Linked DNA regions of Homo sapiens: region 2 is linked to region 1. A link is a contact called in ENCODE Hi-C or POLR2A ChIA-PET data. All regions are on one chromosome and are shown on one strand. The core of a region is the stretch at or near the end of the contact, and the rest is flanking DNA. Distances in the headings are between cores, read along the strand shown.

Region 1 (4,661 bases), core at 944-3,443:
GAAGGAGCCTGTGGTAAATAAGAGGTTTTTCTCTATGTGGAGGCACTAGAGCCAGGGGAATCCACGTTCAGCTAGATCATTGAGTTCTGAATCTTCCCTCTCCAAAACCCCTGTTAGCTCCACACATTCCAAAGCTCTGAAATGAAACAGCTACAGAATCTTTCTCTCCCTTTCCCTGCCTTGACTACTGCCAATCAGGGCAGGCATTCTTGCAAATACTTTATAATTGAAGGAGGAAAACAATGCCCTGGCTCCAAAGTGGCATTGAGGACACAAGCTGTGACTAGTTTCTGATTTTCCTCCCTGTTGGGTGGGCTTGAGTCATTGATGTGGTCCATGTGGCTGCTGCCCTACCCTCATCTTTACTGTTGCCTGGGAGGTGGCAGGAGAATCTTCTATGAGTGAGGAAAATATCACCCTCCGCCTGTGCCTTATTGGATACAGTTGGGTCCTGTGGCCACTAATGGCTGCAAGGGAAGCTGGCAAAGGGGGCTTGGGAGGGAGGGGCCGACACAGCTGCCACTGGTTTGAGCCAATTACGATTCATGTCCTGGGACTGGAAATAATGAGGCCAAACAAAGCAGAGATTCTGCCATCAGACAGCAGAGGGGTGGCTTTCGCAGAAAGGTCAGTGGGGCAGGCAGGTCTTTTCCCGGCACCTGCTATGTGCACAAATAATGACAATGAGGCTGAGCAGTGAAAGGACCTGCCTGGGGTCACAGAGCAAGCACAACTCCAGAGCACACCACCTCCAGGCTGGGCGCTGTCTTTTCTCCTGTGATCCCAGCACAGTGGACCAAGTGCTGGTGGCTCAATGTAAATTTCAAGGCCCCAGGAACTCCTTCACTGAAGATACTCATAGTTTTTAACCCTTACTATGCATCAGAATAACTTGTGGAACTTGCAAAAACTCATGAATGTCCAGACTTCATTCCCTGAAGTTCAGATTCAATTGGTCTGCAGTAGGCCCCGGGCAGCCTCCTTTGCAAAGCTTCCCAGGTATAATGGTGTTCTACTCTCCCCAGTTATTCAATGAAACACAAACTTAGGTGTTTCTATGAAGGTATTTTGTAGATGAAATTAAAACCCCAAATCAGTTGACTTTAAGTAAGGGAGAGTATCCTAGACCAGCAGTCCCCAACCGTTTTGGCACTGGTCACCAGTTCCATGCAAGAAAATTTTTCCGTAGATGGGGTGGGGTGCGAGGGGATGGTTTCAGGATGATTCAAGCATGTTTCATTTATTGTGCATCTTTCTTTCTATTATTATTACATACTCACCATAATGTAGAATCAGTGGGAGCCCTGAGCTTGTCTTCCTGCAACTAGATGGTCCCTTCTGGGGGTGATGGGAGGCAAGGACAGATCATCAGGCATTAGATTCTCATAAGGAGCCTGAAGCCTAGATCCCTTGCATGTGTAGTTCACAGTAGGGTTTGCGATCCTGTGAGAATCCAATGCCACTGATCTCACAGGCAATCAGATCCTAACAGGCCATGGACTGGTACCAGTCTGTGGCCCAGGGGCTGGGGACCCCTGTCCTAGACAATCCAGATGGGCCTGATTCAATGCATCAGAAGGCCTTAGAAGCAAAGCTGAGGCGTCCTTGATGAAGAAGAAATGTCATGGTGGACAGCAGCATCAGCTGGTGTCTGTGAGTTCCAGCCTGTCCTTCCTGATGATCAGCCTGCCCTATGGATTTCAGACTTGCCTCGTCACACCTCGCAATTAAGCCAATTCCGTGCAAAAAATCTCGAATTATACATCTCTCACGGGTTCTGCTGAGAACCAGGGAGTTATTCAGTAGTTGTTAAGCCAAAGGGCATCAGAATAAAATAACACAAGGTCAAATCTCATCTCTTCTCCCTGCGACCTTCGTGGCTGCAGTTCCTTCAGCTATAAAGTGGGGATCTCGGTGTTCGGTGCACAGGCATCCTGTGAAGGGTAACTGCTCTCAGGAGTGTGTACGTTCACTACACATCAGGACTGAGTGATGGCAGCTGCTCTTATACTGCTAGGCTATTCTGGGCCATGAGCAAATAAATGTTCAGACAAAAAATGCGGCTGGTGTTCCCTCACCATTGCTTGACATCTAAAGTTTAGGGCCTTGGAGTGACCTAATCCGGCTTCCCCCAGCTTGCTCCCGCAGTAGGCAAGAGGGCGCCTGCGCACACACAGACACGTGGACGCTGCACCCCAGCAGGTGCAGGACACCGAGGCGGCCGCCCAGCTCCGGTCATGAAAGCAGCCAGGAGTTCCATCGGTCACCCATCATCGCTCTCCTGGGAGTTTTAATAGGTGTTTTGGTTACAGGACTCCAGGTCTCGCTGCTCACTTGGTGAGTCGTGGCGGTCCTGCCGGCCCTGCTGCCGCCGCACTCGGTTTCGGGGCTGCGGCTCGGCTCCGCACCGCGCGGCGTGGACGCGCTCCTCCCGGGGGCTCCCGCGCCTCCCACCAGCGCCTCCCGGCGAGCTGGCTCGGCCTCCAGCCTGGCGAAGCAGTGCCCTCTGGCGGCCACGCACTGCAGCAGCGGCTCGCTCGGCAAGACGGAGGCCGAAACCTGAAACCGGCTCTGGGCCCTGATTTCTTTCTAAGCCACTGTTTTTTGACTTGGAAATCCATAAGAAATCCAAAATTGTAGGTTTTTCTCTTTTTTTATGAAACAATTTTTGTATTTTCCACAGACAATAAATTAGATGTTTCTGTTCCTGGTAGTGCCCAATGTGAGGATGGATACATTTAGCACCTGCACATGTGAAGGTGACCCGACATTAAAAGTAGGGAAACTCCGTGTGGATTTCGGTGATGAGCTACACGTTCACAAAACCACCCTTGATAGTCATTTCCACAACTTCCAGTCCTGAGAACTGGTCACTCCAGCAGGTTTAAGGTAATAATCTGTGGGTCAAAGTTAAGTCAAAGTTAAGCCTTGGATACGCAGAGAGGAGCCGCCTCTTTGTCTATTTACCTTGTCACTAGCCATCCGCGTATGGACCTCAGCCCCTCGTGTCACCCCTCTGGGTCTCCGTCTCCTAACCTAGGAAAGAAGAGGGTTAAAATAGAGCCTCTTCAGCGTTTGCATTTAGGATCCAAGGGCTAGTCATTCTGGAATAGTCATTCATTCAGCAAATACCACGTGTCAAGTGGAGAGGGTTCAGGTTCACCAGGGAGCAAACCTGTGCGTTCCCGGATGTTAAATTGTAGCAAGGGAGAAAGGTACTAAGCAATAAACCTAAAGATGACACAGTGTGTTAGAAGGTGAGAATGAACGCCAGGTGGAAACTGGCACAGGTGTGGGACTCGAGAGTGGTAGCCCAGGGAAAGGCTGAGGGAGAGGCAGTTTCAGATGACGGAATCAGGCCAGGACTCTGAAAAGTGTCCTTTGAGCAAAGACCTGTAGAAGGGCATGAGAAAACCACAGGGTCTTTCTGAAGAAGAGACTTCCAGGCAGAAGGAAGCCTGCAGAGGCCCGAGGTGAGAGCGGTCCGTTAAACTTGCGGACCAAGGAGAAAGCCTGTGTGGCTGAATCAGAGTGGCTGAAGAGTAGCGATGGCTGGGGAGGCTAGGAGGTCACAAGAGATGGTTACACAGAACCTGCTGGGCCACCGCAAAGGATTTGCCTTTGACTCTGAAAGAAACGGGGCCATTGGAGGTTTTGAGCAGAGGAGCGGCACGATCTGCCTGATGTTTTCACAGGTCTGTCTTAGCCTGCTCGGGCTGCCATACATAACAAAATGCCATAGACTGGGTAACTTACACAGCAAACATTTCCTCACAGCTCTGGAGGCTAGAAAGTCCAAGAAAGTCCGGTGAGGAGGCTGGGCGCTGTGACTCACGCCTGTAACCCCAGCACTTTGGGAGGCTGAGGCAGGTGGATCACTAGGTCAGGAGTTCGAGACCAGCCTGGCCAATATAGTGAAACCCCATCTCTACTAAAAATACAAAAATTAGCTGGGTGTGGTGGCACGTGCCTGTACTCCCAGCTACTCGGGAGGCTGAGGCAGGAAAATCACTTGAACCCAGGAGGTGGAAGTTGCAGTGTGCCGAGATCACGCCATTGCACTCTAGCCTGGTGACAGAGCGAGACTCCATCTCAGAAAAAAAAAATCAAAAAGGCCTCCATCTCAAAAACAACAACATAAAAAAAAAGAAAAAGTCTGGTGAGGGTCCTCTTTCTGGCTTGCACACGGCTGGCCACCTGCCCACTGTGTCTTCACATGGTAGAGAGAGAAAGTAATGCCTGGTGTCTTCTTCCTCTTCCCATAAGGGCACTAATCCCATCATGCAGCTCCGCCTGTGTGACCTCATCCAAATCTAATAATCTCCCACAGGCCCCACCTCCAAATACCATCACACTGGAGGCTGGGGCTTCAACATACGAACTTGGGGGAGATTCAAGTGTTCAGCCCTTAACAAGGTCACCCAGGCTACTGTATGAGCTACTGTAGATCACAAGGGTGGGCGGAGATGGGGGCAGGAAAAGCAGGAAACCACAGTGAGCATCGAGGCGAGGGTGGTGGCTGTGGCTTGGGCTGGTTTGGTAGTAGTGGAGACGGTGAGGAATGGTCAGATTCTGGAGAGACTTTGAAAGCAGAGACCACAGGATTTCCCAACAGGTTGAATGCAGAATGTGAAAGGAAAAAGAAGTAAAGGATGATTAAG
Region 2 (4,543 bases), core at 997-3,496, 760 kb before region 1:
TTAAAATTTATTTTTCAAAAAACATGTATTTGATGAGGTTCTGACCATTTTATCCACTTCTTAATGAGTCACTAAAGCACACGTTCTACTATGAAATAGTTAACTAAAGGGGGTTCAATAGTAGCATTTCATCAGTGTCCTTAAGAGAATACTTTTAAACTCAGGAAAAGTAACTCGATGCACACAAAAGAAAAAAGAAATAATGGAGTATATTCAGGGGATAACTTATTCATCTATAATTGACGTATTCAACTTTCAGTTTGATTCTTGAAAGATTTAAAACTTAAGCACCCTCTATTAGAAACTGATTAGACCTATGGGGGAAAAACCCAAACAGAAGTTCTGAATCACTGGAATTTTTGTTCTATTTCCTGTTAACACATTGATAGTACATCATATTCGTTCCATACATGTTTTTTTAAAGCAGCAGAATCCTTAAACTAACTGTACCCTAATTTAGCCTATAGCTCATGTATCTAACAATTCTTCCCATTGTTTCTAATTAAAATGCTCAGCCAAAGCCTACAACAAAAGAAAAGCAAGTCTTCCTTTATTACAAACTGCCATGGTTTCAAAATTTACAGTTTCAAACCGTCAAAAGTTTAAAATCGTGATTTCATTGTTACAAAGAATGTAAAGATATTTTTTAAAAGGTGTCAATACTCTGCTACTGTATGAACAGTGTAGTAAGCAGAAGTGAAAAAACTGAAAGCAAATATTCTATTCCATGCCCACTAAAATTCCCGGCCAAATCTGGAATTGCATAATGATCATCATAACCTTTAGAGTATGCTAAAGCGGAAACGAAATTCCTTTTCTAAAATGTGAATCAATCTGACCCCAAAATTAGACACTTTACAAACTTACCTAAAACAGACAAAATGGATGCAAAATTATATTGCCGTACAGTTGCTCTGAATACGATCTTAGCGTTCAAGAACTTTCCAATGAATAAGGGTACTCAACAGCCTGCACTGGGGGCCTAAATTTCGTGAACTACGGAGAAACCCCTGTGAGGCTGCAAATTCCCTCCGCTCTCCTGGAAAACCCTCTTATCAGAAACATTTGAAGAATTTATCCACAACAATTAAGCTGACTTGAAGAATGGAAACCTAACATCTCAAATATACTATATATGGAATGAAACATGGCCAAACACATAAATACAAACTCACACGGTCTCTGACACTTTGGTGTACGACTGTGCCTGAACATCTCACAGCATCAGCAACAGAAAGATCCACCTGTCACCTGTTCAGCACCGCCAAGAGACCCTTGCAGCCTCCCTGACTCAACCACAATCGTAGGGTTTGAGGTTGATGGGACCGAAAACCAGAAACATCCAGTGAAATTTAAGGGGCCACATATTCATAGTAGGGCTTGCCCCCCACTTCAAAGACGGCTGCAGAAAACCAAGATCCGCAAAGGAACGATGTTCTCCCTCCCGCCCGACCCCCACATAACTGCCCCGTGTCTGTCCCCAAAACCCCCGCCCCTGAGTCATCTTTAACTAGACCTCGGCTCCCCAAAAGGAGATTTTTCCTCCCCCGCCCCCACCTCACACATGCCTGGGGGCGGGTCAGGGGCGCCGACGCAGGGAGGGGCCCTCCCGAGCCCCTTGCGCCCTCCCCCACCCGGGGCTCTCCTAGGCGCTCGATTCCAATGAAGCTCCCCCTCCCCCCCCGCACGGACGCCCCGGAGCCCAGGCCCGGCCCGATGCTCCCCACCCCCACCGGACTGGGGGACTCGGGGGGCCTCCCTCTCCGCCACGCCACTGGGGGAAGGAAAGAGGCGGAGGGAGGAAGAGTGCAAGTTAGAAGCGAACGCCCCGCACGGGCCTCGCGAGGCGGCAGAGCCCCTTCCAGACGGAGGGGGGTGCGGGGCGATGAGGGGAGAGCCAGGTTGGGGATCCCGCCGAGGCCCGGCAGCGCTGTCCGCTTACCCTTTGCCGCCGCCGCTTCCCCCTCCTCCTCCTCGGCCGCCGCCGCCGCCGCCTCTCCCACTAGGGCAGCCGTCTCCACCGTCGCCTCCGCCACCACGGCCGCCGCCAGCGCCGCCGCCGCCTCCGGTTCCACCCGGCAGGGGGGACACCTCAGCCCTCCCTCCCTCCCCGCTCAGCCCCCTCCGCTCGCCCGCCGCCGCCAACTCCCTCCGGCCGCCGCCGCCGCCACCGCTCCTGGCTGAGGGGGAGGGGAGGGGGTCGGGCTGGGTCGCCCCGCCGGCGGCTGCAGCAGATCAAAAACGACGGCTGGGCGGCGTCGCCGCTCCCCAATCCTCAGCTCCGGCTCGCTCGGCCTCCCCACCTCCCTCTGCCCCCACCCCCCTCGCGCTCGCCTGCCCTCCCCCCACCCCCCCAGCTCTCGCTCGCTCTCGCCGCGGCTCCGCCAGCCCAGTCCAAATCAAAATACTGTCACACAATATGGCGGCGCGGCGGCCGGCAAACACCGCGAGATCTGCAGCCGCGGCTGAGGCGGCGGCTGTGACGAGGCCTCCCCTAGCCGAACGGCGGGGGAGCAGCAGGCGGCGGCGGCGGCGGCGGCTGCGGCTGCGGCCCGGGGATGCTCTTCCTCCGACCTGTACCCCTCCCCCGACACTCGCAGTCTCTACGCCTGTCTTGCTAGGGCTGGAGGGAGGACGCGGGCCGCCGCTGGGGCCGTGCGAGGGGGGTGCCGGTGCGGGCAGCCCGGGGAGGGCTGGGACCCCCTTTCTCCGCCTGGGCCCCCCATCCTTGGGGGTAGGTTGCGGGTTCCACCTCCCGCCACGGGGGCCGCTAGCAGTTTGGGCTGAGGGAAGAAAGGAACTGAGCTCGCGTCCCAGCTGCACCTAGCGGAGGGGCTGGCCGGGTCCGGAAGTGGGTGGCGGGACTTGCCGGGCGGCCGGCGGCGCCGCGCGGGTGGGGTCCGGGGGCCCGGCCGGACCCCGGGGCGCTGCGGCGGCCGAGAGGAGCAGGTGGGCCCGCGGCGGAGGCTGGCGCCGGGTCGCTGCGGTCCGGGACACACCCCCTTGGAGCCGGATCGCACCGCCGGCTAACGGGAGGGACCCGTGCAGAATCGTCCCTAGGGTGTGCGGGAGACGTCTTGGGAGCCTCACAACTGGCAACTTCGAGACTTGGAAAAAGTGTCGGCTTCTGACTTTTCTTGAGCAGTTGAGGGGGAAAAAAGAAATCTAAATGCTGCGAGGGTTTCGTTGTTTCGATTTTATTTTAATTGCACGTTCCTAGAAGTCCTAGAAGCAGAGCCAAAGACTAGCTTTGCGGGAAGAGGGGGGGCCTTCAAGTTTCTACCTCCTTAAATAAATATTTGTTTAGTGTCCCCCTAGGGAAAAAAAAAGCGTGTTTAATACTCAGACGTTTCTCACAATGTGAAATATTTATTTAAAAATTCTAGCGCTTCCATGGTGTCCAAAACACTAGGGCATTTTTCTGCCCCTGTCCAAAATGTCCATATCCCTGGCAGTTTCTTCCTTGAAACAATTCTTACTCCAGAGAAAAATCCTAAAGGACCATTTTTATACTTTTATTTCCAGTGTGAGCACTGTAGCTACAGTGAGAATTTTTTTTAAACCATCTTTTAAATAGTAGAGCCTTCCTCACAGTTAAAAGTTCTTTCTCCCCACTTCCTTTTTCCTCATTCATCCTTTGAAAATACCTGAAGTCTGGGCTATAGCACCAATTCAAATACTTTGCCACTTCAAAAGCTGAAAGTACTTATGATTTACAATATCGGAATTTAATTATTCTCCATTGGTGATACCATTAAGAGAAGCAAAAGTAAAATTAGGATTTACAAAATTGGGAAGATTCTAGTTTTACTGGCGAGAAGAAATCATTAACTTTAACGCTTTACAGCAGTTCTCTGAGGAATTATTTCCATACTCAATGATAAAATAATTGATTAAATAATTTTAGATAAACTGAATCCATTAAGTAAATTTCACTTGTCTTTGAAACCATTATAAAGTACAGAGGCAACAATTGCTTTTGAAATGGTAGGATGATGTATTTTATGCAAATTTTTAAAAAAATTTATGGAATGTACATGTACGTATTTTAATAGAAATATAATGCTTTATAGATTATAGGTTTGAGCAGGTCAAGTCTAAAAACCAGTGGGGGGCAAAGAAGGTACATATAACAAATACATCCTTGCACCAGCAGTGCACTTAGAGCTATGTAGTCATGAGGAAGCATCAGACAAACCCAAGTAGAGGAAAATAAAATATAAAATAACTAGCCTGTATTTTTAAATCATGACCAATGTCATAAAAGACAAAGACTGCAGACTAGAAAAAACTAAAGACATGGTAACGAAATGCAATATGTGACCCTGAACTGGATCCTTTACTGGAGGAGAAAAATGTCATATAGGACATTATTGGGATAATTGGCGAAATTGGAATATGGGCTGTAGATTAAAGAATTGTATCAATGTTAAATTTCCTGAATATGTTTGCATGAGAATATCCTTGTTTATAAGCAAACACACTGAAATATTAAGGGGTAAAAGAACATGATATATGTGATTTTCTCCCAAACGGTTCAGAA

Evidence for each region. Hi-C counts contacts between places; a loop is a spot of excess contacts on that map. ChIA-PET counts read pairs that join two places held with the same protein, here RNA polymerase II (POLR2A).
Region 2: a map of natural killer cell shows a loop between it and region 1 (5-fold over the local background). The contact joins the promoter of TAB2 here to the enhancer-like site in region 1. A Hi-C loop is called at or near these places in 1 of 168 maps with a recorded cell type or tissue (natural killer cell). POLR2A ChIA-PET finds 5 or more read pairs at or near these places in 1 of 52 experiments (WTC11).

What each region holds. Positions count from the first base shown.
Region 1 is chr6:148,557,788-148,562,448 of GRCh38, reverse strand. No RefSeq gene overlaps it. Among named protein-coding and RNA genes, the nearest start is that of UST, 190 kb to the left of the region's middle. RefSeq lists a silencer at 2,423-2,602. Within about 2 kb of position 2,193, at least 9 of the 41 ENCODE cell types and tissues checked have a DNase peak (open chromatin) inside an H3K27ac peak, as active enhancers do.
Region 2 is chr6:149,315,415-149,319,957 of GRCh38, reverse strand. TAB2 (TGF-beta activated kinase 1 (MAP3K7) binding protein 2) reads right to left here and starts at 2,246. Exons shown (of 7, transcript NM_001292034.3): 1 at 1,943-2,246. RefSeq lists enhancers at 914-1,023, 1,184-1,363 and silencers at 1,454-2,353, 2,444-2,983, 3,034-3,103.